2 separate regions of the Homo sapiens genome follow, and region 2 is linked to region 1. The links are chromatin loops, found by intact Hi-C in ENCODE. Cell type or tissue: K562. All regions are shown on one strand. Each heading gives the region's core, and the rest is flanking DNA. Links, peaks and the distances in the headings are about the cores only. Region 1 overlaps MRTFA (myocardin related transcription factor A). Region 2 holds the start of LOC105373037 (a long non-coding RNA gene).

What was found. A loop is a pair of places that touch in the nucleus more often than their neighbours do. Peaks named below come from ENCODE experiments on the same cell type or tissue, not always from the same donor. Only the 100,000 strongest peaks of a DNase experiment are listed, where the experiment ranks them.
Region 2: it touches region 1 in a loop (5-fold over the local background); 4 of 110 quality-filtered maps call a loop at or near these places.

Annotation. Positions count from the first base shown.
Region 1 is chr22:40,429,732-40,445,046 of GRCh38, forward strand. It overlaps MRTFA (myocardin related transcription factor A), which reads right to left. Exons shown (of 15, transcript NM_020831.6): 5 at 5,768-5,823; 6 at 1,674-1,749; 7 at 1-36. Among named protein-coding and RNA genes, the nearest start is that of SGSM3, 67 kb to the left of the region's middle. RefSeq lists enhancers at 6,560-6,619, 6,880-7,009, 7,130-7,179, 7,250-7,299. In K562, for the core only: a CTCF peak has its summit at 7,351 (motif pointing right); a DNase peak (open chromatin) is centred at 7,150; H3K4me3 peaks cover 145 bases.
Region 2 is chr22:40,546,032-40,561,346 of GRCh38, forward strand. It overlaps MRTFA (myocardin related transcription factor A), which reads right to left. Exons shown (of 15, transcript NM_020831.6): 3 at 6,075-6,336. The coding sequence starts at 6,315. It overlaps LOC105373037 (a long non-coding RNA gene), which reads left to right and starts at 9,146. Exons shown (of 5, transcript XR_001755550.2): 1 at 9,146-9,183; 2 at 14,788-14,959; 3 at 15,084-15,119; 4 at 15,275-15,315. In K562, for the core only: a CTCF peak has its summit at 6,289; a DNase peak (open chromatin) is centred at 6,200.

The DNA of each region.
Region 1 (15,315 bases), core at 2,804-10,803:
GCTGCTTGGCCTGGAGGGATGGCTCAGCCGAGGTCTCTGCCCATGGGAGAGAAAGGGGTGCAGGAAGATATATGAGTGGACGTGGTTCTGCCCCGGGAACTCCAGAGCAGCTCTCCTTCCTCCTGGGCAAGAGGAGTGACTGTCAGAACGGTAAGCATATTCCAAGCAGAGAAGAGTGGCCTGTCTTGAAGTTTCACAAAGACAAGAGAAGGGGTTCCCACTGTGACCAGGCAGTGCACAGTCACACACAATTATAACCAGGCAGAGGCAAACCCAGAAGACTTTCTGAGGTGGAGCTACAGAATGGAAGCAGCAACAGATGACAGAATGGTCTCCACTCTCCCTCAAACTTGCTGTGTTACTGAGGCAATTCACATCTCTGCTCTGGTTTTTAGTGCCTTTGTCTGCAAAATGTGAGACTCAGACTAGAAAAGTTCTCTTCCAGCCCCAAAAACAGCTCAAAACTAGACAAACGGCTGGGCGTGGTGGCTCACGCTTGTAATCCCAGCACTTTGGGAGGCCAAGGCATGTGGATCACCTGAGGTCAGGAGTTCGAGACCAGCCTGATCAATATGGTGAAACTCTGTCTGTACTAAAAATACAAAAATTAGCCAGGCGTGGTGGCATGTGCCTGTAGTCCCAGCGACTCGGAAGGCTGAGACAGGAGAATTGCTTGAGCCCAGGAGGTGGAGGCTGCAGTGAGCCGAGACTGTGCCACTGCACACTAGCCTGGTGACACAGCAAGACTCCATCTCAAAAAAAAAAGACTAGACAAACAATAAGTAAATATATTTATGCTGCTTCCAGGAGCCAAAACCTTTTCTTCACTAAAAATGTGGAAAGACAGCTATGCGCAGTGGCTCACATCTGTAACCACAGCACTTTGGGAGGCCGAGGTGGGTGGATCACCTGAGGTCAGGAGTTCGAGACCAGCCTGGCCAACATGGTGAAACCCCATCTCTACTAAAAATATAAAATATTAGCTGGGTGTGGTGGCGCTCGTCTGTAATCCCAGCTATTCAAGAGGCTGAGGCAGGAGAATCGCTTGAACCTGGAAGATAAGAGGTTGCAGTGAGCCATGATCACACTACTGCACTCCAGCCTGAGCAGCAGAGCAAGACTCCATCACAAAAAAAAAAAAAAAAAAAAAGCGGGGGAAGAAAAAAAAAAGGGAAAGACATGTGCAGCTGGGGCCAGGTGGGTACATCTAGAATAATATTGGATGGAGCACGGTATATCACAGACACTCAAGTGAATGCCAAGTGAATGACTGACCGAATGAATGAATATAAAAAACTAAGTAAGTGTATTTTAAAAACAGATTTTAGATCAGGCATGGTGGCTTGTGCCTACAATCACAATGACAGAGTCAGACTGTGTCTTAAACAAAACAAAACAGATTTTGGCAGAGAGAAGCGATCTCACACCAAGGGATGGTGAGACCCTGGAGAAGAGGCCAAGCCAAACTAACAGCATGTGACTGTGCTTTTTGAGAGTCCCTCAGACCAGTGGCAGCTACCATGGCACAGCTGTCGTACGGTGTTAAGGCTCTGGCTTACCCACTGCCAACAGAAATGGGAGAAGAAAGAGGCAGGAAGGAAATGGGTAGTGCAGTAGTGAGTACACACAGTGAGAACTGGATCTAGATGGAAAAGCAATTCCAATCTCCACACCTTCCAAAATGTGCATCCTGACCAGCTCCGATCTCTCCGGCCGGGAACGAATCTTCCGTTTGAGATAGTCCTCTGTCTACAGAAAAAACACACCAAGAAACTCTCAAATCCAGGTCACAGGCTTATGGCATGGACAGGATCACAACAGCAGCCTTGGCCATGGTAGCTGCTGACCACCTCTGCAGTTCCCACAACCTTAACTTGGTGACTGCAGGGTTCGGAGGCAAGAGTAGGCCTGGGGAGAGCACACCAAAATCCAACTGCACCTGCCAAGGAAGGGCACCATCCTTCAAGACCATCTGTGTCTCTGAGGCTGGACTGACAATATATCTATTAAAAAACTATTACTTCTACTACCATAAAAGTAATATATGTCCAGCAAAAAACATTTAGAAAACTAGAAAGAAAAATAAAATAAAATAAACTTTAATCAGCCACTCTTAGTATTCTGGGATATCTGTTTCTAGTTATTCTTCCATGCAGAAAATAGGCTTAACTTTGCAGCGCTGTAATCACACTGAATATGATTTTATATCCTGCTTTAAGAAATGTAACATTGGGCCAGGCACGGTGGCTCAAGCCTGTAATCCCAGCACTTTGGGAGGCCAAGGTGGGTGGATCACCTGAGGTCAGGAGTTTGAGACCAGCCTGGCCAATGTGGTGAAACCCTGTCTCTACTAAAAATACAAAAATTAGCCAGATGTGGTGGCTGGCGCCTGTAATCCCAGCTACTTGGGAGGCTGAAGCAGGAGAATCACTTGAACTCGTGAGGTGGAGGCTGCAGTGAGCCAAGACTGCGCCACTGCACTCCAGCCTGGGCAACAAGAGCGAAACTCCGTCTCAAAAAACAAACAAAAAAAACCAAAAACCAAAAAAAAACCCCAAAAACCTGTAACACTGCATGATCTCATGGGCATTTTCCATTCATTTTGAATGGCTGCCAAATGGAATATGAATTTTGACACATGGTAGCAAAGCTCTAGTTCCTCAAAGTCCAATGTCCTAATTTCTGCATTTATGAGACTCTGGGCAAACTAAACCAGTCCCTCAACAGTCACAGAGCCATCCCACCAAACGGGGCTAATTATAATATATATATATTCCCCTGGACCTGACTCTATAGAGTCTGTGCTCTTAACCTCTGCACCAACATTTTCAAACCACAGAACATTAGTGGATCAAGACCAGCATAGGATAAGACAAGCCAAAGGACACTAGGCAATGAAGCCTCAGAGGACATTATATATAGTAAAGGTAAAGACTGGAAAAAAATGAAGAAAAAGAAAAAAAAAAAAAGACTTGTCCTCACCTAGCCATCTGCTGCCTTGTTGTTCTGGCTGGGCAGCTCTGTGCCAGCCCAGGGGAGGCTGAGCAATCCAGGAGATGGTTTAAAGTGACTGTGGGCTCTGGCTCTATCACCCCACGTGCAGTGGGCAGAAGTACTGCCTCAGCTGCAGCAGAGATTGGTAGAGCAGGTGCCGCAAGTCTTCACAGATGACAGTGGAAGACTTATTCTCTAAGCCATCTGAAGCTCTGACCAGTGGCCATGACTGAGGTAGAATATAGTACTGATTAAGAAAATATATGGAGGAGCTTCTGGTTTGTTAAAGGCATGGAGGTGCTAGGAGGGTGACACACCCACCTGGAGAGAGCACAAAAGCTCCTCATCCCTTCCCACATACCTACACATCTCTTCCACCTGGCTGTTCCTGAGTTGTATCCTTTGTGACAAATAGTAAACATATTAATGATGTCAAATGGCTGAAACCTGACTACCTAGAGGCTACTCTGGACTGGTTTAGAGGGTATAAGGTCTCTGATGGAAAACCAGAGAACTTTCAGGGCCAAATTTAAAGATACGGATTTTGCAACTGATATCATTAAAGGCATTCATGACCACTGAAGCACATTTGTGTCGAAGAAAACTGAGGGAACAAAATCAGTTTGACAAGGTACAGTGGTAGATGCCTACACATCCCAGCTATTCAGGAGGTCAAAGGCAGAAGGATTGCTTAAGCCCAAGAGTTGGGATTCAGCCTGGGCAACATAGCAAAATCCCACCTCTAAAATTACAAAAAAAGGAAAACAAAGCAATCAGTTGTGTAAATACAACAGCATCTCAGAGCCCCTCAAGTGTGATCCTGACATAGCTGAAGCCATTGTGGATGCTTTCCCACCACCATGTATAGCTGCCTTATGTAGCACGCACAGATGTGAGCAGCTGGTTCCAACACCAGAAAAAGAAATGAAACTTCTCTTGAATACGAGCTGATATTGCTGTGTCTTATTCATCTGGAAGTATGAGATGCAAAAGTAGCAGCTTTTCAAAGCTTTAAGCTTTTAGAATTAAGTAAAGCAAATTCTGCTATAACCAATCCAATATATTCATGTTTCATATCTCAACTAAGATAATTTTTAGTACATGTGTAAATATGGAAGTAGTTATTGTAATGTGGAAGTCATTTGTGAATAGATGTGCATGGTAAGCAAATTGAACGTTATGGTTACCATGTGTTAGGAAATAAAATCATTTTGCTCAAAAAAAATCTAGAATCCACAAAGGTTTGACTCCCAGCTTTGCCACTTATTGGCTGGACAAGTGAGTTAACTTCTCTTAGCTGCATCTATAAAATGAGGATAATACCACCTAATTCATAAGAGTTGATGTGAGGATAAAAAAGAAACAGATACAACCTCTTACATAAAGGTGCTCAATAAAACAGTCTCTTCTAATCAGCTCTGCTGGTCCCTGCCTATTTGAGAAGCAGTCAAGTAAATGGTGCCCAGTCTTCTGACCGAATAGGCGCACAGGCAACGCCATCCTTTCCCCCAACACTGTACTCTCCAGTGCTCTCAGCAAACTAAACCACTGCTGCTTGTTACTCCTTTGGTTCCCAGGACCCATGACCTCATTCTTTCCACTTACTCTAAGAATTAATCATGATTTTCTGGGGAGAGGGGAATGAAAGAAAGTTTAAAAAAAAAAAAAAAAAGTCTTGGAGGTAAATATTTCTGAGACTCTAAAATAGCTGTGAGGCTGGGTGTGGTGGCTCATGCCTGTAATCCCAGGACTTTGGAAGGGCAAGGCAGGCAGATCACTTGAGGCCAAGAGTTTGAGACCAGGCTGGCCAACATGGTGAAACCCCATCTCTACTAAAAATACAAAAATTACCCAGGCGTGGTGGCGGGAGCCTGTAGGTCCAGTTACTTGGGAGGCTGAGGCAGGAGAATCGCTTGAATCTGGTAGGCGGAGGCTGCGGTGAACTGAGATCACGCCACTGCACTCCAGCCTGGGTGACAGAGTGAGACTCCGTCTCAAAAAATAAAGTAAAATAAAATAGCCGTGGGTCTTAAGGAGATGCAGCCCATGATCTGTCTAGGGGGATTATCTTCCCATGATTTTATGTGAAAGGAAAAAGTAAAGGGAGTGTGAGGGGGAAGCAAGTTCTGGTGACTTCCCCATCTCTACCCACACTGGGCAGCAGAATATTCCTCAGGGGCCCCTGGGGAACCGAAACAGAGTTGGGATGGGGACGCAAGTAAGGTGCTGTGGCAGAAAACTTGGGCTTGGAGTGTGGGCCAGTTTCTGCTTTCCACAAGAGTCAAGTGGATACCACCTACTCTGGGCAGATGGAGACCAAGAAGGTTTCCTGCCCCTTGGAATGCCCGTCCTGTGAGGTGTGGCCAGTGTAACCCCGGACTTGGGAAGCTTTTCCATTGGCTAATGTTTGTGTCCCAACATCTACAAAACGTTAAGTGGAATTAAAGATGGGGAAATACCAGTGGTCTCCAAAGCACTCCAAAATTCAGGCAAGGAGGATCGGGTGATCATTCCATATCCTTAAATGTACAAAAAGAGAAACCTCATTCCAATCATGTTCCATATAATCACCATGGGAGGTAAATGAGAGAAGGGATGAAGTAGGAGAAGCAGAGCTTTCCATTTAAAACCACAAGGCCAGGGCTGGCCCTAGAGTCTAGCAGGCTCTGGCCTCAGAGTTCTATGGAAAGCTCTAAATGGAAATATAACCAGCAATGCAATGAGCTCTGAAAATGCTCTTTGGGAGTTCTGAGGGGGAAAAAAGGTACCTTACCCTGGCCCGCTCCAAGCTCCTTCTCTGCTCATGAAATGCGGCTGGACTTTTCAAAGCTGTTGAGAGAAGAACCGTAAAGATTACCTTCAAGCGAAGCATCATGTCTAGTGCTACGATATTCAGTGGAGAAGGCATCTTAAATTCATGTTACTGGCTGGGCGTGGTGGCTCACGCCTGTAATCCCAACACTTTGGGAGGCTGAGGCAGGCAGATCACGAGGTCAGGAGATCGAGACCATCCTGGCTAACATGGTGAAACCCTGTCTCTACTAAAAATACAAAAAATTAGCCAGGCGTGGTGGTGGTGGGCGCCTGAAGTCCCAGCTACAAGGGAGGCTGAGGCAGGAGAATGGCGTGAACCTGGGAGGCAGAGCTTGCAGTAAGCCGAGATTGCGCCACTGCACTCTAGCCTGGGCAACAGAGCGAGAAACCGTCCCCCAAAAAAAAAAAAAAAAAATCACATTACTGTTAGTAGTACTATAAATATCAGTTGAAGTGAAGGCAATGACACCTGAGTAAGCATGTATCTTTATGGTTTAGCTACCCCATTCAAACAGTTTTGGTAGAAACCAAAATATGACTCCTAATGGGAACTGTCACTGCCTAAGCTTGGGCTATATAAAGTGCACCCATGGAATGTAACTTTAACAAACACCCTGGCCCATGACTGGACCGTCAGCCGCAAATCCCCCTTCAGCTAGGACTCCAAGAACGCCTGCTAGGCCTCACATTATTCTCAGGACACCTGCACACAGGAAGGGGCACAGATGCATGCCAAATTAACCTTACTTCCTCAACCTCACGAGGAATCATAAAGTGGCCAAACTGTTTCAATGGGACAGTTAAAACCAAAAAGATATATGTCCACTCGGCACTATTTCCTTCTTCACTGCACCTGTTATTTATAGTGCTGCTAAAATTAACTTGAATTTCATCTCTAAGGACTAAAAGAACCCCATGGCAATTGTATGTGAAGGAACACACACAACCGACAGCTGAGACGAAGGGCTCAGCTCTATTCTGGGGATACCACACAAAGACCACAAGTCTCGACTTCTGCAAACAACACTCAGGTGGCAAGACCAAACCAAGAGCCTCCAGAAAGGCTGCACCATGAATGGAAGGTCTGACTCCTTTTGTCAAAAACTTGGCTGTAAGGACAAATAGCAACTTAAGACACTCTGAGGATGAGAGGGAAAGGCCTGACTCACTTCAAGTAGGGAACAGAGGCAATAAGAGAGAAATTTATAAGACTGTGGTCAGTTTCACTTCTCCTGCCCTAGAATTTCCAAAGAGCTGTGAAACTGCGAGCAGAGATAACTTTTGCTAGGCTGCTGGCTGCGGTAGGAGTGCAGGGTTAAGGAGCTGCTAAAAGTAGCAAGAGAGCATAGATAGGACCCTATCCTGCCTGGGCCGTTGTGCTTCTTCCTCCTTCCTCTCCACCCCCAGCGGGGGGCTGGGCCTCAGCAACAGCAGTCCCAGAAGAAAGCTTCAATTGTCCCAGTGGTATTTATTTTTAAAAATTTTTTGTGAATCTTAAGATAAAAAAGAAACTACAGTCTTAAAAGTACTACTGAGATCCCATCTTCTAACAGAAGGGGGAGCTCTAGATTTAACAAATAACATCAAAGAAAAACCAGTACAAGTTACCTCCCCAACCTACCTGGGCACTATCCAGGATTCCCCACTTCTTACATGGGCAGGTCGTGGGCATTTCAGTGGGTAAATAGACACCCCCTGCACCTGCTTCTACTGTGTAACGCTAGCTCAACTCCAAACGTCCTGCTCTGCAGGAACCCGGGTGTGATGCATCACACGTAACCTTGGCTCTTGGAAAGCTTAGCACATGCATGAGACAGTAAGTACAAAGAATCAAGAGAAAACGGACACTGTCCACCCCACCCCAGCTTCCTTTTCTGCCTCATTTTTCTCCGCAGCACTCATCACTGTCTTGACAGTCTTTATATAAATACTACGTATCTGGCTGGGCATGGTGGCTCACGCCTGCAATCCCAGCACTTTGGGAAGCCGAGGTGGGCAGATCATGAGGTAAGGAGTTCGAGACGAGCCTGGCCAACATGGTGAAACCCCGTCTCTACTAAAAATACAAACATTTTTGTACAGGCATGGTAGAGGGTGCCTGTAATCCCAGCTACTCAGGAGACTGAGGCAGGAGAATCACTTGAACTCAGGAGGCAGAGGTTGCAGTGCGCCAAGATAGTGCCACTGCACTCCAGCCTGGGAGACAGAGCAAGACTCCGTCTCAAAAAAAAAAAAAAAAGGCGGAATACTACATACTTTTCTTGTTTACTCTCAGTCTCCCACGTTTACATTTACAACATGTCCCCATCAGAGCACAGCAAGGGTTTTGTCTATTTTTTTAGTCACTCACAGCATTCCCCAAGTGCCTAGAATACCAGGCACACAGTATACCCTCAATAATTATTCACTCGATGAATTAGTGAGTATTCTGTAAGAAACGGACACAAGGTGACTAGTGACAGGAGGACAGGAGGATTCTGCGGCAGAGCTCTAAACTTTCATCTAAACAGCCAGAATTCTGGTTCTCAACCGGGTTCGAAACCTCACAGAAGTTCTGGATAGACAGTCAAGGGATCTGTGTTCTAGTACTGAGTGCTACCAATTACTGCTGGGTGACATGGGTTTTGACTGCTTTCTGGGTCTAATTTTCTTCCAGAGTGAGAATCTGCCCACCTCTCAGAACCCTTGTAAGGAAGAAACACCAGTGAGAGTGCCCTGAACCAAATGGTATATGTGTCGATATATTCAGGTGTTGCTGTCACCAAATGCTGTAATTTGGTTGAATCACTGGCTTGATTCACTTACAGGCCAGCTAGTTTCTGTACCACAGCCAGAGATTCTCTGTCTAAAACCCTGGCTGACTTGCTGCCTCAACAACCCACACTGGCTATCCCCAAAGGGTAAGGCACAAACCCAAAGGCACAAACCCAACTTCTAGAAGAACAATTCACCAGAACATCTTGAGGACATCATCTTCATGTACAAAGGGTGGTGCACCACTAGTGGAGGACAGGTGATAGGTGAAATGGCTACAGCATACATAGTCCCCCTCATCTGCAGTTTCGCTTTCCATGGTTTCAGTTATTCTAGGCCAACCAAGGTCCAAAAATGTTACAGTATTTTGAGTGGGCCCATATTCACATAACTTTTATTACAGTGTATTGTTAAAATTGCTCTAATTTCTTACTATGTCAGATTTACACATCGAATTTTGTCATAGGTCACATGTATAGAAAAAAAAAACACAGTACGTATAGGATTTGGTACCATCTGCAGTTTCAGATATCCACTAGGGGGTCTTGGCACGTGTTCCTCAGGAATAAGGAAGGATTACTCTATATGAATTCCTATTTGGTCCTATTAAGGACATTTTCATGTAATGGCAAGAAAGGGATTAATATCTGTTGGATGCTTGTATGGAAAGCACTGTTCTAGATATTTTAAACCTGTTAGCTAATTTAATATTCCTAATCATTCTACATGGTAGGTAATATCCCATTTTATAGATAAGGACAGGGCCAAAAAGGAAAGGCAAGCAAATAGCAGGGATAAGATTATAACCTAATTTTTTTAAGTGTCCTGAATTGGAAGATATAACCTAATTCTGTAACACCCTCAACCTAGAGTTCTTTCCACTCCTCTGTGTTGATTTCTTAACTTCTTCAAAAGTTAGAGAAGAGAGGCTGGGCATGGTGGCTCAAGCCTGTAATCCTAGCACTTTGGGAGGCTGAGGCAGGTCTATCACCTGAGGTCAGGAGTTCAAGACCAGCCTGGCCAAAATGGCAAAACCATGTCTCTACTAAAATTACAGAAAAATTAGTCAGGCATGGTGGCAGGCACCTGTAATCCCAGCTACTTGGGAGGCTGAGGCAGGAGAATTACTTGAACCCAAGAGGCAGAAGTTGCAGTGAGCCAAAATTGCTCCATGGCACTCCAACCTGGGTGACAGAGCAAGACTCTGTCTCAAAAAAAAAAAAAAAAAAAAAAAAAAGAGACAGAAGAAAAGAAACTGTTGGGTAGGGGGACAAGGTAGCTTCAATGTTCAATGACACACACTGTTTAGATGCATATCTGAGTCCAGGCAACATACAAGAGTCAACTTGGCCACAGCACTAGGTAAAGACCAAGGCAAAGAAGGCTCAGAAGAGGGGTTCAGAGACCTGTCTGAGGGGCCCCAGGGCTCTCAAGCATTGAGAATCATCGTTCAAAACCTGGAGCTCACCACGTAACAGCCTTTGGCACTGATACTAGAAGACAAGTTGGAGAAGCTGAGACACAATAGCTGGTCAGAAGAACCAGAAACGAAGACCAAGAAAAGAATTCAAGATAGGGCCAGGTGCAGTGGATCATGCCTGTAATCCCAGCACTCTGGGAGGCTCAGGCAGGCAGATCACCTGAGGTCAGGAGTTCAGGACCAACCTGGCCAACATGACGAAAGCCCGTCTCTACTAAAAATACGAAAATTAGCTGGGTGTGGTGGCGGGCACCTGTAATGCCAACTACTCGGGAGGCTGAGGCACAACAATCGCTTGAAACTGGGAGGCGGAGGTTGCAGTGAACCAAGATTGCACCACTGCACTCCAGCCTGGGTGACAGAGTGAGACTCCGTCTCAAAAAAAAAAAAAAAAAAAAGAATTCAAGATCATAATGACCAATCCCAAAAGACTGTTTCATTTTATAGTAATAATAACATTATAATCTCACTGGATCCTCTTCATAGCCCATGAGGCAGGGACCGTTATTTCATGTGTGATGAAACTGACACTGGCTGAGATGCAGTAACCTGCCAGATCATTCATTCATCGAGTGGTGGACCCCAACCCAGGTCTAGTTCTGCCTTTCCTTTCTTCCCTTGTCTAAACCTTCTGACAAATGTGTCAGTTTCTCTCAGTCCCTGAGTAGGCCAGCTTAGTCTGTGCTCCTCTTTCCTCATTTTTAATTCTTCTCTCTGATAGCAGATTCAGCAATTTCAACAGCTACTTCTGCCAGGTGAAAGGAGGAGGGAGCACTGGCCCCTCTTCCTTCAGGTTTGTGTCAGGACTTCCTGCTGGGTGTCTCTCAGTTCATCTGGGGAGAGGCTGGAGTAGCCACAGCAAGTGCTCTTGGTGCACTGGGGTTTGAGGTGGAGAGGGCAACTCCTGTGTGTGTCCCGCCAGCTTTGTTAAAAGCCACCATGTGGAGGGTAGCCTAGTGAAGGGATGTAAGAGTGCTACAGGTTAAGCCCTGGGCTTTCTTGACTGTAGGAGCAAATGACAATGGGGAGTCAGATCACCTCAAGTTCCATGCCAAGGAGGTAAGACACGAGGAAGCAGAAAATAGGTTTCCAAGTTTAGGCCTCTGCCAATTGAAGAAAAAAAGGACTTAAAGTTACCCCATAAATGTGTGTCCAACTACGAGGGCTGCATTCATCTTAGACTCCATCTCCCCTCTCCCTGCTACCTTAATAGCTTTGCTAGGAGGAGCCAGCATATTACTCAAAACTGCATTTTCCCAGACACTCCAAGAAAGCAGTCTCTAGAAAGAGAAGCCCCCAAAGACCAATGCAAAGACAAGAGTCATGTGTGTTTATAAGAATATATATATTCAATATCAGAGGGTAGTTCTCGATCCTTTCCTGCTGCCCCAGGAGCTGGTTCCATTGGAGCTCTTGTGTGGCTTTGTGTGAACAAAGGAAGTGTGCAGAAAATCCTGAAAGGAAAAATAAGCAAGCTCCCCAGAGAAAACAAATGAACAGAAGTGGCCAAGAGGTGTGCCATTCTTAATCACAGTTTCAGTTCTAGATGTGGACCCCGCCCCTGGCTGGCTACAACTACCAATTAATATTTTGTTCCCTCTTTCCAGCACCCATTTTCTTTCTCTCCTAACTTGTTTGCTGCCTAAATTAAATGAGGTCATTTGTCAATTAAAGATATAAAAGGTGAAAAACTGTTTCCACTTAATTTTTAAATACATACTGGCATCCAGGCTGGGCGCAGTGGCTCACGCCCGTAATCCCAGCACTTTGGGAGGCCGAGGCAGGTGGATCACCTGAGGTCAGGAGTTCGAGACCAGCCTGGCCAACATGGTGAAACCACCCCCCACTACTAAAAATACAAAAATTAGCTGGGCGTGGTGGTGCGCGCCTATAATCCCAGCTACTCTGGAGGCTGAGGCAGGAGAAATGCTTAAACCTGGGAGGCGAAGGTTGCAGTGAGCCGAGACCGTGACACTGTACTCCAACCTGGGTGACAGAGCAAGACTCCATCTCGGGGGGAAAAAATATATACATGTATGTATGTGTATATATATATATACACACACACACACACACACACACTTTCACACAGGCATCCAATATATAGCAAAGGAGGAGCTCAGTGCTGTGCTCAGTGTGTCGACACAGATGTGTGATGACAGCGCAGGGGCCCCAGGGCCAGAATGGTCTTGATTTAATCTGGCACTGAAGAGTAAGTATGAAGACTCTTAAAAACCAACCTACCTTGGTAATTTAGGACATCAAGCCAACACTTTTCCCTTGCCAGCTCCAGATTTACTTAAACAAGTAGGTAAATGAGTCTTCTAGGATTCACAAGCAGTTCTAGAAATGCCTCTGAGCAAGGAATGACAACAATTCATTATGAAACCTCATTTCCTCATCACTATCATGAAGGAATATGTATTAAGTGTCTAGGTCTGAATGTTGCTTTATTAGGTGTTATCGTAATAAAAATGATGGTTCCTATCTCTGATAATACGCCAGAAGCTCACCAACAATTCTGTAACCAGAGGAACTCAAAGGCTATGAACATAATACACTTAATAGAGGTCACTGGAGTGCCACAGTCCAAGCAGCCCTTCTTTCAGGCAAGCCTGCTGGGTTTCTTTTTCCAGTGTGGAAGCAGGGAGCATATACACAGAACATCAATGAGGGCTACATGTGTGTATAGGAATAAACCCATTTAACAAACGAGGTAGAAACTAGAAATATTTCCATCCATCCATCCCTCCATCTGCCCGCCCACCCACCCATCCATCCATGTATCCAATAAGCAGCCCTTAAGTAAGCACTATGCCAGTCACTGAGGATAAGAATATACAGATGGGGTCCCAGTCCTCAAAAAGATGATGGTCTAGTGGGGAAAAGAGACAAATATAAGATGGAAGTAAAACAGTAGTGGTAATTTAAGGTGCTGTAAAGGACAAAAGAGGCAAAATTTAACCTGGGGGAACAGTGTGTAAATGAATTGAATAGGAACACCAAAGCCAGACAAGGAAGAGTGGGGAGATAGCTGAGGCTAAGGAAGAACTAGAACACAAACATGAAGGTATAAAAGAACAAGGCAAGCTCAAAGAACTACAAGTAGTTTGATATGGTTGAACCAAGGAATTCAAGTGAGGATAATGTGGCTAGAAGAATAAGCTGGGCCCACTCCATTAAGAACTTTAATGGGCTAGGCACAGTGGCTCACACCTGTAATCCCAGCACTTTGGGAGGCCGAGGTCGGGGGGGATCACTTGAGGTCAGGAGTTCGAAACCAGCCTGGCCAACATGGCAAAACCCCGTCTCTACTAAACAGACAAAAATTAGCCGGGTGTGGTTACGCACACCTGTAATCCCAACTCCTCAGGAGGCTGAGGCAGGAGAATTGCTTGAATCCAGGAGGCAGAGGTTGCAGTCAGCCAAGATCATGCCACTGCACTCTAGCCTGAGCGACACAGCAAGACTGTCTCAAAAAAAAACAAAAACAAAAACAAACAAAAAAAACTTAATGTACTACTGTAGAGGCTTCTGCTTCAGATGGGGTAGACATTTTTCTGTATTTTTGTCACTAAGTACTAGTTAAAACTCTGAACATTCTATATGAAACAAGCAAAAGTAGATACTGTAAGGTGGAGAGAACTAGCTAGGGACCATGGGACCCAAAAAAAGAGACATGGTGGTAAGTTCCCCACCCCCTCCCTTTTTTTTTCTGCTTCATATATCCAGGCTTAAAGCTGAAGATGTTGGCAACCCAAAAATGCCAATGGGTACAGACAAAAAAAAGCCCTAGCAAAATATGTTCTCTCTAGCCAAAGGATTAGGAAAGGGCAGCCCAGCACAACAGAAAACTTTTAGATACTTGTTCTACTCCAAATACCACAGAAAAAAATGGTGGTCTCATTCCCACCTCCCCCTAAAGGCCAAGTTAGGAATCTAGACTTCCATCCTTGCAAGGGTGTAATGAGATGCCCCAATACCCTTGGCTGGGGTGGTGTCAGAAAGGGCCAAGTAGGAAGCTGCTTTCATTCCCACCAGCCAGTAACAAACACCCCTCCCTATCTGGCATTCATAAGGCACCTCTCCCAGTCCCTGCTGGATGATGTCAGAGGAGGGCTGGTGGAGAGCCATGACTTTCGCCACTGCCCAGTGGTAACAGCATGCACCCCCACCATGGTGTGCATACAGACTACATTGGGAGCTGGAACTCTCGCCCCGAATGAGAAGTCCCTCTCCTACCACCAACTCAGATGTCAGTGGCTGCCAAATGAGGAACCTGAACTTCTATTTCCACCTGGTCATAACGAGATGGCACCATCCCCACCTTCCCTACTGAACCAGATTCAAAGGGTCAGCTAAAACAGGAAAGAACATACAGAGACTCCTAACATATTACAAACATATTACAGCAGAATAAAGGAGACAAAGGAAAGATTCGGTGAACCAGAATACAGAATAGAAATACCTAATCTGAACAACAGAAAGAAAAGAGACTGGAGAAGGGAAATAAAAGAACAGAGCCCCAGGAGCCTGTGAGACTTTAATAAAAAATCTAACATTGTGTCACAGAAGTGATGAAAGAGAGGAAAAAGAGGGTGGGGCTGAAACAGTTCTTACATTAATTGCCGAAAACTTCCCAAATTTGGCAAGATATGTAAGTCTACAGATTCAACAAGCCAAGTTAAACCCCAAATAAGATAACTGGAAAAAAATTTATAGTAACATAAGCCATAATTAAACTTTGGAAAACTAAAAGAAAAAATCTTTACAGTCAGAGAAAAACAATTTGAATGACAGCGTATTTCTCATCAGAAACCATGGAGCCCAAAGGAAATGGCACGATATTTCTCACGTGCTATTAAGGATTGCATCCTGAGATCGACGTGTAGCCACCACATTCATCAGAGAAGGGATATGTGGCAAGGGAAGGATATAATCAGAACTGCATGGAGGTGGGCAGGGGAGTTGCTTCTGACTTGATGTTTTATGTTTTAAAAAAAAAAAATGAGGGCCTGGTGCAGTGGCTCACACCTGTAACCCCAGCACCCTGGCAGGCCAAGGCCAGTGGATCACTTGAGGCCAGGAGTTTGGCACCAGCTTGGGCAATGTGGCGGCACCCACTCTACAGAAAAATTTAAAAACTAGTCAGGCATGGTGGCAATCACCTGTAGTCCCAGCTACTTGGGAGGCTGAGATGGAAGAATCGCCTGAGCTGGGGAGGTCCAGGCTGCAGTGAGCCGTGATCACACCACTACACTCCAGCCTGGGCA
Region 2 (15,315 bases), core at 3,071-11,070, 120 kb after region 1:
TGAATTTCTATATGATACATGCTTCTATGTGAAACAGATCAAAGAAGTACATTTCTCACTCCACTCTCTCAACACACGGTACACCCATTCATGAAAAAGCACCTCCTCTAACTCTAGAATTTATTCTGTTCTAGAACTCCACACTTTCCAATTTCACAATCTTCTCAAAGATTTTTCATTTCTGCTCCTATCATTACCTCCCAAACAAATGACCATGCAAAAACCTACTGTAAAATACAACAATCTTCTTACCAGCCTCTTTCCTCCAGAGCTGAATGCTGGAGAGTAACAAAATTTAAGAGGTAGGCAGAGAAAGATAGCAAAAGCTCTGAATGGCAAAGGGAGTCGCTGGAAAGGTAGAGTTTAAAAAGCCGGAAAAAGGTAAGTCGTAGATATCCGTGGAGGAAAAGTTTCAAGTCTGAGGGAGAAGCCAACCATGTCAAATGATGCAAAGAGGTCAAGTAGCATAAAGACTAAAGAGGGCTTATTTGATCTGCAACAAAAAGAACACAAATTACTGTGGCAATGGCAGTTTCTGAAGACAGGTAGTGACAGAAGCCATAAAGCAGTTGAGTCTCTGGGATATGAGAAAGTAGAGAAAGCAATGACTGTAAACTATTCTTTCAGGAGCTTAAACACTAAGGGAAAGTTAGAGTTGCTGGGAAAGATTTCAGTTAATTTATATGCTAAGTGGAAACACTTCAGAGAAAAAGGCCGAAGATACACAAACACCTTGGGTCCAACAGCAACAGCTGCCTTCTACTCCACTGAGAAAACAGAGTTCTTACCTGTAGTGGAACAAACATGTAAACCATTCATTGATTCATTCAATAAATATTTATTGCCAGGCGCGGTGGATCACGCCTGTAATCCCAGCACTTTGGGAGGCCGAGGCGGGAGGATCACAAGGTCAGGAGATCGAGACCATCCTGGCTAACACGGTGAAACCCTGTTTTTACTAAAAATACAAAAAATTAGCCTGGCGTGGTGGTAGGCACCTGTAGTCCCAGCTACTCGGGAGGCTGAGGCAGGAGAATGGTGTGAACCCAGGAGGCGGAGCTTGCAGTGAGCCGAGACTGTGCCACTGCACTCCAGCCTGGGCGACAGAGTGAGACTCCATCTCAAAAAATATATATAAAATAAAATAAAATAAATAAATATTTATTGAGTGCCTATTATGATCCAGGAGTTGGGTATATGCCAGTGAACAAAATAAAGTTTCTGCCCTCAGGAAATAACTATTAAAGAGGAGAAAATAGACAATAAACACAAACACACACATATACACACACACACAATGACAGATAATAATAAGGGCTTTGAAGAAAAAGCAGGATCAAGAGTAACAGGAGGTGCTATTTTAGAGAAGACAAGCAGGGAAGGCCTCCCTGAGGAAATGACATTTGTGCAGGAACTTCAATGAAAGCACAGCAAGTACAAGGCCCTGGGATAGGAATAGGTTTGATGTGTTCAAGAAATAGCAAGAAGTCAGTGTGCCTGGGAGCTAAGGGATAAGGGTAAGAAATGATGTGAGAGAGAGGCTGGGCATGGTGGCTCACGTCTGTAATCTCAGCATTTTGGAGGACAAGGTGGACGAATAACTTGAGGTTAGGAGTTCAAGACCAGCCTGGCCAATATGGTGAAACCCCATCTCTAATAAAAATAATTTAAAAATCAGTCTGGCGTGGTGGCGTACGCCTGTAATCCCAGCTACTCGGTAGCTCAGGAATGAGAATCACTTGAACCCTGGAGGCAGAGGTTGCCGTGAGCTGAGATCATACCACTGCATTCCAGCCTGGGTGACAGGGCGAGACTGTCTCCCAAAAAAAAAAAAAAAAAAGAAAAAGAAATGATGTCAGAGAGAATACCAAGGCCACATCATAAGTACTATGATTTCATCATAAGCCTCACAGGAAAGCATTGAAGAGTTTTGAGAGTAGCGTAGCAGTGTCTGATTTCAGTTTTCAAAGGCTCACTCATTGCTGAGTAAAGAATTCCAATTACAATATAGGGTGATGAAGTAGGTTGATAAAGGGCAACAGGGCACAGTGGCTCATGCCTGTAATCTCAGCACTGTGGGAGGCTGAGGCCAGGGGCAGAGGGGATCACTTGAAGTCAGGAGTTCGAGACCTGCCTGGCCAACATGGTGAAATCCCGTCTCTACTAAAAATACAAAAATTATCCGGGCATGGTGGCGCATGTCTGTAATCCCAGCTACTCAGGAGGCTGAGGCACAAGAATCACTTGAACCAGGGAGGCAGAGCTTGCCGTGAGCCGAGATCACGCCACAGAACTCCAGCCTGGGTGACAGAGCAAGACTCCGTCTCAAAAAAAAAAAAAAAAAAAAAATTGGGAACTGGGAAAACCAAAAGAGGGGCATCTAACACTAAATATGAGTTAGGAAAGGCTTCAAGAAGAGTGAGAGAGAGAAAGCGTATCCCAAATGGAGGACACAGACGTAGAAAAGAAATAGGGGTTTTGAAAAGCCTTGACATTTATTTACACCAGCATGGGACAGAAAATATTGTATAAAAATATACCATTTAAGGCCGGGCCTGGTGGCTCACATCTGTAATCCCAGCACTTTGGGAGGCCAAGGCGGGCGGATCACAAGGTCAAGAGATCATCAAGACACCATCCTGGCCAACATGGTGAAACCCCATCTCTACTAAAAATACAAAAATTACCTGGGCGTGGTGTTGCGCACCTGTAGTCCCAGCTACTCAGGAGGCTGAGGCAGGAGAATTACTTGAACCTGGGAGGCGGAGGTTGCAGTGAGTCAAGATCGCGCCACTGCACTCCAGCCTGGCAACAGAGTGAGACTCTGTCTCAAAAATATATATATACCACTTACATCTACAAAAAAAAAAAAAATTATATCCAGGAACAAAACTAATATTTGTATGACTTTTCTGGACACATTCACAAAACTCTGTAAGACATTAAAGAAAACCTATTTAATTGAAGAGATAAAACAAAGTAATGGATAGGAAGACTCAATATTTAAAAATGTGTATTTTCCCACCCACTGTTTCTGTTTGTTTTTTTTAAGAGACAGGGTCTCGCTATGTCTCCCAGGCTGGAGTGTAGTGGTGCAATCATAGCTCACTATAATCTCAAACTCCTGGGCTCAGGCAATCCTCAAATGTCAGTCTCCCAACATGCTGGGATTACATTCTCCCCACTTACCTATAAACAACATATTTCAAATAAAAATCCCAGCGAGTATACCAAAAGACACATACAAGAATTCCATAGCAGCATAATTCATAATAGCCCCAAAGTGAAACAACCTAAACATCCAGGAACAGTAAAATGGAAAAATAAATTGCATTTTATTCATACAATGAACTGATTATACAGCAATGAAAATAAACTCTAGCACACACAATTCAACATAAACAAATTTCAAAAACAAAAAGAAACCACCAACAGAATACACACTGTATGACTCCATTTTTATAAGGTTTAAAAACTAACCACAGTGTTGAAAATCAGGATGGTAGTTTCCTTTGAGCAAGGGGAAGGGAGTATTGATTGGGAAGAAGCACAAGGTGGGGAAAGTTCTGGACTACTAGTATTTCCTCACTAAGCAGTAGTTACTAACAGGTGTACTCACTTTGTGATAATAACAACACTTATAAGTTGTGGGTTATTTTGTATTTATGTTATACTTCCATAACAGGAGTACTAGTGTCTGCAATTTACTTCAAGATACATCAAAAAAATTAGATTGAGGGCTAGGTGTGGTGGCTCACGCCTATAATCCCAGCACTTTGGGGGGCCAAGGAGGGCAGATCACCTGAGGCCAGGAGTTTGAGATCAGCCTGGTCAACATGGTGAAACCCTGTCACTAAAAATACAAAAATTAGCCATTCATGGTGGCACATGCCTGTAATCCCAGCTACTCGGGTGGCTGAGGCAAGAGAATTGCTTGAACCCGGGAGACGGAGGCTGCAGTGAGCCAAGGTCGCATCACTGCACTCCAGCCTGGGCAACAGAGTGAGACTCTGTTGCAAAAAAAAAAAAAAAAAAAATTAAATTTAAAGATGAGATTGATAGATATCTGTGTTATAAAGCAAGTTTTATAAAATGTTACAGGTAGAATCTAAGAGATGGGCACGCAGGTATTCACTGTAAAGTTCTTCCTACTTCTTTTTTTTTTTCTTTCTACTTTACGTTTAAATTTTTTCATAATAAAATGTTGGAGGTAAAAATCCCAAAGGGTTTTTTTGTTGGCAGAACTTGGTAAGGCAATTCTAAAATCATGGAAAATTAAAAGGGTAATAGCCAAGACAACTTTGAAAAAGAAAAAGGTAAGGAGATACGTGTCCTAACAGACAGAAAGACTAATTATTAGGCAATAACTAAAATAAGGTAGTACTGACACAGAGATGGACAGAGAGACCAGTCAAAGAAAAGAGAGCCTAAAAACTAACTCATGCACAGACAGAATACAGCAGGCATTAAAGATCAGTAGGAAAAAGTAGAACTATTCACTAAGTGGGGATTAACAGCTTGAATTAGAAGAAAATACAGAATATCTTTAACTTACAAGGAAAATGAATACTGAACAACAAATTACTGAAGAACACATAATTTTCTCTCATATATAGGTTTAAAACATGAGAAACAACATTATATATTGCTTAAGAATATATTCACATGGGTAAATAATACAGACATATTTGGCAATGAAATACCAAATTCAAGTTAGTAGTTTCCTCCAGGGGTAATGAAGATTTACGCAAAGTACATAAGTTGGGTGGTATTTGAACACACAATTTTCTATATTGTTCTTTATCCATTTTTTCTTTTTTCTTTTTTTTTTTTTTTTGAGACGGAATTTTGCTCTTGTTGCCCAGGCTGGAGTGCAGTGGCGCGATCTCGGCTCACCGCAACCTCTGCCTCCCAGGTTCAAGCAGTTCTCCTGCCTCAGCCTCCCTAGTAGCTGGGATTACAAGCATGTGCCACCATGCCTGGCTAATTTTGTATCTTTAGTAAAGACGGGGTTTCTCCATGCTGGTCAGGCTGGTCTCGAACTCCCGACCTCAGGGATCCGCCCGCCTCGGCCTCCCAAAGGCATGAGTCACCGTGCCCAGCCTCTTTATACATTTTCTCAAATCTTAAATATTCCATAACAAATTATAGATTTTTTTAATTAAAAAAAGGTTGAGGTATGAGTACATGGTTTTTAAACAGTACTTAACACAGTTTAATGGGCTGGAACAAATACTAGGAATAGGGGAATAAGAGAAGATGTTAAAAGAAAGAGACCAGATTCTGCAAAGCCTTATAAAACATGCCAAGAAATTTATTCACTTATTTATTATTTGTTTGTTTGTTTGTTTATTTGAGATAGAGTCTCATTCTGTCGTCCAGGCTGGAGAGCTGTGGCACAATCTCGGTTCACTGCAACCTCCGCCTCCTAGTTCAATCGATCCTCCCACCTCAGACTCCCCAGTAGCTGGGTCTACAAGTGTGTGCCACCAAGCCCAGCTAATTTTTGTAGTTTTAGCACAGACAGGGTTTCACCATGTTGGCCAGGCTGGTCTCTTAACTCCTGACCTGAGGTGATCTGTGCACCTCGGCCTACCAAAGTGCTGGAATTACAGGCCTAAGTCACTACACCCGGCAAGACATTTATTTGGTTTTTGTTTCATCCCACAAGGCAATCACTGAAAACTTTTAAGCTAGGAAGTCCTAAAAGATTACTCTGACAAGGCTATACGATAGAGTATGTTTCCTAATGACAGAGGCTTGTTTACCATTTAATCCCTAATTTTAGCATAGTTTATAATACATTGATATTAATGAATATATATGCTGAATTAATGAATTTATGGAAGGAATAGGGTGAGGGAAGCAGAGAAATTAGAAAGAAATTATAATAATCCAGGCAGGAAATGTTGGACTTACAATGATCACTTTAACTTACAGCTATCTATTTTACAAGAAATGTTAAGATTATTAGGAACTTTCACGGAACATCAAATAAAGTAAGAATCTGTAACATTATAAACATGAAGATCCTGGTTCAAATCAGGGAATGCAATAATTCTGTATCTACTCACCATTCTTCCGCTCACTAAGTGGAGGCAAATTGGGATTCCTGCCAGGGTGGAGGCCTAGGGTCAGCTCGGGCTGCAAGGAGAGCTCCTGCAGTTCATTGGCAACAGCTTCACTCTGGGGACTGGGTGCCGCAGATAAGGACACGAGCACTGGTTCATCATCATTTTCGCCGGCCCCTCCTCCGTCCAGCCCATTCACAGCAATGACGGAAGGGGGCAGGCACACCACACTGGAGAAATCCACTTTGGCTTTCGTGATGGCAATCTGGAAATGGAAGAAAAAATGGAAAGTTTAGATGGTACCATGATAATATGGTTTGGTGGTGTCCTCACCCAAATCTCATCTTGAATTGTAGTTCCCATAACTCACACATATCATGGGAGGGACTTGGTGGCAGGTAACTGAATCACAGGGGTGGTTACCTCCGTGCTATTCTCATGAGTTCTCACAAGATCTGATGGTTTTATAAGGGGCTTTTCCTCTTTTGCTCTGCACTTCTCCTTCCTGCCACCATGTGAAGAAGGACATGTTTGCAACTCCTTCCACCATGATTGTAAGTTCCTGAGGCCTCCCCAGCCCTGTGGAACTGTGAATCAATTAAATCTCTTTCCTTTATAAACTACCCAGTCTCAGGCAGTTCTTTATAGCAACGTGAGAACAGACTAATATAGTAAATTGGTACTGATAGAGTGGGATGCTGCTATAAGGATACCCAAAAATGTGGAAGCAACTTTGAAAATGGGTAACAGGCAGAGGTTGGAACAGTTTAGAGGGCTAAGAAGAAGACAGGAAACTGTGGTAAAGTTTGGAACTTCCTAGAGACCTGTTGAATGCCTTTGACCAAAATGCTGATAGTGGTATGGACAATGAAGTACAGGCTGAAATGGTCTCAGATGGAGATGAGGAACTTGTTGGAAACTTATATAAAGGTGATTCTTGCCATGCTTTAGCAAAGAGACTGGTGGCATTTTGCCCCTACTCTAGAGAGATCTGTGGAACTTTGAACTTGAGAGAGATGATTTAGGGTATCTGGCAGAGGACATTTCTAAGCGGCAAAGCATTCAAGAGGAAGCAGAGCATAAAAGTTTAGAAAATCTGCAGCATGATGATGCAATAGAAAACAAAAACTCATTTTCTGGGGAGAAATTCAAGCCACCTGCAGAAATTTGCATAAGTAACAAAGAGCCTAACATTAATCACCAAGACAATGGGGAAAACGTCTCCAGGGCATGTCACAGACCTTCACAGCAGCGCCTCGAAGGCATAGGAGGGAAAAATGGTTTCATGGGCCCAGGGCCTTCCTGCTCTGTGCAGCCTCAGGACATGGTGCCCTGAGTCCCAGCTGCTTCAGCTCCAGTCATGAATAAAAGGAGCCAAGGTATACAGCTCAGGCTGAGGCTTCGAAGCGTGCAAGCCCAAAACCTCAGCAGCCGCCATGTGGTGCTGAGCCTGCAGGTGCACAGAAGTCTGGAATTGAGGTTTGGGAACCTCCACCTAGATTTCAGAGGATGTATGGCAACACCTGGATGTCCACGCAGAAGTTTGCTACAGGGGTACAGCTCTCATGGAGAACCTCTACTAGGGCAGTATGGAAGGCAAATGTGGGGTCGGAGCGCCCACACAGAGTCCTCACTGGAGCACTGCCTAGTAGAGCTGTGAGAAGGCCACCATCCTCCAGACCCCAGAATGGTAGATCCACCTATAGCTTGCACCATACACCTGGAAAAGCTGTAGACACTCAACATCAGCCCATGAAAGCAGCCAGGGGTGAAGCCGTACCCTCCAAAGCCACAGAGGCAGAGCTGCTCAAGGCCGTGGGAGCCCACCTCCTGCATCAACATGACCTGGATGTGAGACATGGAATCAAAGGAGATCATTTCAGAGCCTTAAGATCTGACTGCCCCACTGGATTCTGGACTTGCATGGGGCCTGTAGCCCCTTTGTTTTGGCCAATTTCTCCCCTTTGGAATGGGTGTATTTACCCAATGCCTGTACCCCCCATTGTATCTAGGAAGTAACTAACTTGCTTTCGATTTTACAGGCTCATAGGTGGAAGGGACTTGCCTTATCTCAGATGAGACTCTGGACTTGGACTTCTGGGTTAATACTGGAATGATCTAAGACTTTGGGGGACTATTGGACACACATACTTGTGTTTTGAAATGTGAAGACCTGTGATTTGGGAGGGGCCAGGGGCAGAATGATATGGTTTGGCTGTGTCCCCACCCAAATCTCACCTTGAACTGTAGTTCCCATAATCCCCATGTGTTGTGGGAGGGACCCAGTGGGAGGTAATTGAATAATGGGAGTGGTTACCTCCATGCTGTTCTCATGATAGTGAGTGAGCTCTCACAAGATCTGATGGTTTTATAAGGGGCTTTTCCTCTTTTGCTTGGCACTTCTTCCTGCCACCTTGTGAAGAAGGATGTGTTTGCTTTCCCTGCCATCATGACTGTAAGTTTCCTGAGGCCTCCCGAGCCCTGTGGAACTGTGAGTCAATTAAACCTCTTTCCTTTATAAACTACCCAATCTTGGGCAGTTCTTTATAGCAGCAGTTTGAGAACAGACTAATAGACACGGACAAACTATGCCACTGGAGTATATGCCGATGCTAATATTATAAATTACATCACTGGCAAACTACCATTATTCTTAAAGCTTTTTGTAAAGTAAACTAGCACCCACTGCTCTCCAGACCCCCGAATGGTAGAGCCACCAGCAGCATGCAACCTCAGCGTGGAAAAGCCACAGGGGCAGAGCTGCCCAAGGCTTTGGGAACCCCTCCCTTTATATCAGTGTACCCAGAATGTGGGACATGGAGTCAAGGATTGTTTTGGAGCTTTAAGATTTAATGACTGCCCTGCTGGGTTTCAGACTTGCATGGGGCCTGTAGCCCCTTTCTTTTGGCAAATTTCTCCCTTTTGGAATGTGAATGTTAACTCAATGCCTGTATCCCCATTGTATCTTGGAAGTAAATAACTTGTCTTTGATTTTACAGGCTCATAGGTGGAAGGAACTTATCTCCAGATGAGACTTTGGACCTTTGAATTAATGCTGCAATGAGTTAAGACTTTGGGGGACTACTGAGAAGAAATAATTGTATTTTGAAATGTAAGAAGGACATGAGACTTGAGGGACTAGCGGCAGAATGATATGACTCTGATATTTGTCCCACCCAAATCTCATGTTGAAATGCAATCCCCAGTGTTGGAGGCAGGGCCTGATGGGAGATATTTGAGTCATGGGGGCAGATCCCTCATGGATTGGTGCTGTCCACATGGTAGTGAGTGAGTTCTTCCAATATCTAGTTGTTTAAAAGTGTGTGGCACTGCCCCCCTTCTTTCTCTTGCTCCTGCTCTCACCCTGTGACATGCCTGCACCTGCTTCACCTTCTATCATGTATAAAAGCTCCTTGATGGCACCATCCTTGTACAGGCTTGCAAAACCATGAACCAATTAAACCTCATAAATTAAAAAAAATTTTATATATATATATATATCTCCACTCACTGAATCCTATGTAGTTAGTAAGAATAATTTTTTTTTTTTTTGAGGCAGAGTCTCGCTCTGTTGCCCAGCCTGGAGTGCAGTGGCGTGATCTCAGCTCACTGCAAGCTCCACCTCCTGCATTCACGCCATTCTCCTGTCTCAGCCTCCCGAGTAGCTGGGACTACAGGCGCCCACCACCATGCCTGGCTAAATTTTTTTGTATTTTTAGTAGAGACGGGGTTTCACCAATGTTAGCCAGGATGGTCTCGATCTCCTGACCTCAAGATCCACCCACCTCAGCCTCCCAAAGTGCTGGGATTACAGGCGTGAGCCACCATGCCCAGCCCTAAGAATAATTTTTATAAAGCATTTCTAATGTGGGAAATGCTTATTCTAAAGCCACACTTAAGAAAAAGTAAGACATAAAACTACATACTCATATATTAAAATATTATACAAAGAAAAAAGATTTTAAGAAGTATACCAAGACACAAAAGAGGGGTTCTGTTTGATTGGACAATGAAAAAATTTTAAGGTTCCAAATTTTCTCTAAAATACTTACATGGCTTTTATAATAAAAAGACTATAGTTTCTGATCTATGAAGTGAGATTCCCTGGGCATTCCTTGCAAACTTTTATGAGGACTTTAATCTAACTTGCTTTAGTTGAAGAAACCAACAAAATATTGAACAGCCATGAAGTGAAGAAAGGCACTAGAAACTAAAAAGACAATTATGATCTAACTTCAAGTAAAGCAATAGTGTGCCCAAACCTGACTGTAGTTCTGGCTGATACATTTCACAGAAAATAAACTGGACTGGAAAAGATCCAGATAACAGTAATTAACATGAGGGAGATAATATTATGAAGAAAAAAGATACTAAGGACTCTCTACTCCAAAGAGACTGGAAGAAGATATAAGGGAGACAAGTTCAAAAAAAAATTTGAACTCAGTATTAGGAACTCAATATTCTCAAGGGTAATTGAGCATGGGCAAACAATGGGAAAAGGATTTCTTTTAGGGTTTGAATAATTTTATAAATTACAAAACAACAAATGTCTACCAACAAAATTCAGAATCTAAACTTCAAAGAATTCTTTTCCATCTTGTCTATGATTTATTATGGTTTGAACCATGTCTCTGTGTGTACTGGGAAAAAAACAACTGTTACACAGGATTAATCCATCCGGCTGAGTATTCTTTGTCATTGACTCTGAAAGAGCATGTCTGCTTCTTTTAACAGCAGCAGCCTTTCAGACTAAAAAAAAGACTTCAACTTTATGACATTCAAGGACCCCTTGAGAACTAACCTCCTTATTCAAAAGGAAAATAGAATGGTATCAAAACTTCAGCCCTAGGACTTAGGAAAAGTGGTTTCACATAGAGTAACAGGTTTTCAATAAACAGCTGTTAAATCATTATGGATTGTAAGAGTTCAGACCTCTCATAAGAAAATTAAGAAATTTAACTGCAACAATAACTCTGTATGCAGTAGATGGGCCTTGCAAAAGTATTAACACAAAACAAGCATTCTAATAGTTGTTAACTGAACAAAGAGAGAAGCAAATGAAAGATACATAAAGATAATCTAGGGAACCACGACAGACATGTCTTGGGGAAAATTTGGATGACACAAGGAAGACTGCATGAAACATACAGAAACACTAAAAATAATGTTAGGCAGTCAAGGACAGGAAACATCAAGCCTCATACCACTAAAATACTATAGCTAAACAGATGCGCTAGAATCATGGTTTCATATAAAAAGTTCTTAACTTAGCAAAACCCCATTATTTCAGACTTAACTGATATTTCTGATACTATAACTTGGTGTGAGATTAAGTAAAATCTTCTGCTATTTGGCAGGGGCAGGGTAATATAAAAGAGTGCCAGGTGGCCAGGCACAGTGGCTCACTCCTCTAATCCTAGCACTCTGGGAAGCTGAGGTGGGAGGATCGCTAGAGCCCAGGAGTTCCAGATCAGTCTCGGCAACATAGTAAGACCCTGTCTCTTTTTTAAAAAAAATTTTAAATAGTTTTTAAAAATTTTAAAAAGAAGGAAAAAAAGTGGTTAAAAGGTAAGTTTATTATCTAAGAGCTCCCAAGGCAGGAGGAAAGGTGAATTTAATGTTACATATGTTTTTTATCACAATTATTTTTAGATGTCTTGGCAAAAAAAAAATTTCACTAAGTAAACTTATATTACTGAGCTTGAAAGAATCCCAGGCTGGAGTGCAGTGGCAAGTTCTCGGCTCAGTGCAACCTCCACCTCCCGGCCTCAAGCAATCCTCCTGCCTCAGCCTCCCGAGTAACTGGGAATATAGGCATGCGCCACCAGGCCCGGCTAATTTTTGTATTTTTAGTAGAGATGGGGTTTTGCCATGTTGCCCAGGCTGGTCTTAAACTCCTGGACTCAAGTGAGCCACCTGCCTTGGCCTCCCAAAGTGCTGGAATTACAGGCATGAGAGCTCACCGAGTCCAGCCTTTTTCTTTCTTTCTTTTTTTTTTTAAGGGACAGGGTCTCTCTCTGTTGCCCAGGCTAGGGTGCAGTGGCACGATCATAGCTCACTGCAACCTTGAATTCCTGGACTCAAGTGATCCTCCCCCATCAGTCCCACAAGTAGCTAGGACTACAGGCACACCATCATGCCTGGCTTTTTTTTTTTTTTTTTTTTTTTTTTTGCAAGGGGTTGGGGAGATATGAGGTTTTTGCTATGTTGCCCAGGCTGGTCTCAAACTCCTGGCCTAAAGTGATCCTCCTACCTAAACCTTCCAAAGTGCTAGGATTACAGGAATGAGCCACTGTGCCTCGCCAAAACCATATATTCTTTAAAATGAAGTAAATTATTTAATTTACTTATCACTAATTCAGAACAAACTTCTTCCTACTACTTTGAATTATTATTATTGCTGGAATTCAGAGATTTAGCATTTACATGTGTTAATATTCCCAAGAGACAATAAAAATCCATCACATGGTATCAATATTTTTCTAATGAAGCATGAAGTTAACTTCATGAGTTTGTGATGCTCTTATGCATTTAGTGAACATAACCAGTATTTCTAGAAAATGATTTAAAGAAACTTTGTAAAAAACGGCCCCCCAAAAGAAAGCCAACCCAAGTCCAAGTCCAATGCTAAGCATAAAGAGAAAATAAAGTTCTTGGTTTTTTGGTTTTTGTTTTTTTTGGGGGGGTTTTTTGGGTTTTTTTTTTTTTGAGACAGTCTCGCTCCACCACCCAGGCTGCAGTGGCACGATCTTGGCTCACTGCAACCTCTGCCTCCTAGGTTCAAGTGATTCTCATGTCTCAGCCTCCCGAGTAGCTGGGATTACAGGCACGCAACACTACATCTGATTTTTGTGTTTTTAGTAGAGATGGGTTTTCACCATGTTGGCCAGGCTGGTCTCGAACTCCTGACCTCAGGTGATCCACCTGCCCCAGCCTCCCAAAGTGCTAGGATTACAAGTGTGAGCCACTGTGCCCAGCCAAGGAAGTTTTAAAAATAATGTTTCACCCAGGCGCGATGGCTCACACCTGTAATCCCCAGCAGTTGGGGAGGCCAAGGTGGGCAGATTGTTAGAGCCCAGGAGCTCAAGACAATCCTGGGCAACATGGCAAAACCCCGTCTCTACAAAACACACAAAAGTTAGGCATGGTGGTGTGCGTCTGCAGTCTCAGCTACTCCTGAGGCTGAGGTAAGAGGATCACCTCGACCCCAGGGAGGCTGAGGCTGCAGTGAGCTGTGATCATGCCACTGCACTCCAGCCTGGGCAACGAAGTGATACCCATCCCAGGGAGGAAAAAATGGTGTTTCTTAGAACACATACTTTTTTTTTCTTTTTTCAGACAGCATGTTACTCTGCCATCCAAGCTAGAGTGCAATGGAATGATCATAGCTCACTGCAGCCTTAAACTCCTGGGCTCAAGTGATCCTCCCAAGTAGCTAGGACTATAGGTGTGTGCCAACACACCTGACTATTTTTTCACTTTTTTGTAGAGACGAGATCTCACTATGTTGCCCAAGCTGGTCTCGAACTCCTGGCCTCAAGCGATCGCCCTACACTGGCCTCTCAAAATGCTGGGATTACAAGCGTGAGCCACCTTGCCTGACAGAACACATACATTTTTAATAGTTTAAAGAAAGGACTGTTTGATACTATATTACAATGCAAAAAGAAAAGAAAGAAAATAAGAATATCAAATTCTACAGACCTGAACCCCATGGTTGTGCCTACTACTAACCAGAATAAAAGAAATAAGCAATCTGAAAAACTGCTTTAGCAACTGTTCGATTCAGAATAGTTCTGTAATTAAGTTCCATATTTACAGAATTATTAAGGGCTTAAAGAGATCACTTAAAATTTACACATATATCTATACACATACACACACACACACTTTACCAAATATTTTTATTGGGTAAATTATATAGTGCTATTTGTTAATTTAGGGGATTTCAAAAGTTTCAGGATACATCCTTTAAAACACCAATATTAAACTATACTATAGAATAAAATCCTTCCATCAAGGCCATGAGGCAGGGAGTGAGGAAGAACACACAAAACAAGAGGGGCAGAATGTTGATAATGTTGAAGCTGGTTATTAGGTATTTAGAAATTCATTATGCTATTATCTCTACATTTGTATATGTTTGATAACATTCTCCTAGTATTTTTTAAAAAATAAGATTCTTCCACAGAATGATGGGAAGACTCAGTGAGACACAGCAAGGTTTCCTTAACCTTGAGATTAGAAAATAGACCAGAAGTCATATACAAGCACTGACAAAAGACTAATTTGGCATAAAATATACACATTGGATTTATTTCTCTAACAAACACACTACTCTCTATTCATTTTGAAAGAGCCCACAGGATAAAATCTCGTAAACTATGATAATCTAGAGACAAGACCCAAAAATGTTGAGGTATAGCCATCATAATTAAGTCCCCTTTACCAATTCCTGAATACTCCTGTAATTGTATTTACTGTAAAACCTGAATCACTTTTTAGAGTTGTAATTTATAACTCTACTGAGTCTAAGTTCATACTTTCTTTTTTTATCAAAGGATCAGTAACTCCAGTTTCTGGGCTGCTGATTCACATATGATCAACAGCAGCCAGAACAAAAACAGCATGGGGGCAGGGTCATCTCCCACAACCCATCTGTTTCCCTCTTTTGCTGGCCTGATTATGCATCTTTTCTCCACCCTACCCGCTTTAGGGCTGCATGCCTTCTGCCTGTACAGAACAACATACGTACCTAGAAACAACAGCATGAAATGTGTTAGAAGAATGGAAGAACGTAGACAGCTACTGACAACTCTAAAACATGAGCACTAGCACAATTCTTTATCATGACCCATGACAAAAAGGTGGTTCTATGCGACCAAATGGTATGGTTCTTCTGAAAATTTTTTTTAAACAATTGGTAAAAAAACTGTTTTCAATCAATTAATGAACTTTCTTTTAGCTGGACATATTTTTACTTTAATTCTCATTGATTTATTTTCAATGCAGTAAACCTAATCTTGAAAACTCTTACTGTCTCAGCAGGTATGTAGGGGTGGTGGGGGTGGATGTGGGTGGGTATGGGTATCTCTGTGTGTGTGTGTGTCTGTGTGTGTGTGTGTGTGTGTGTAAAATCTGGTATGAAGGAATTCAAATCAACTGAACAAGTGTTTCCTGATAGCTTACTATATATGTACTAGGTACTGCCCTACGTCCTACTGTAGAAGATGAGGAAAACAGC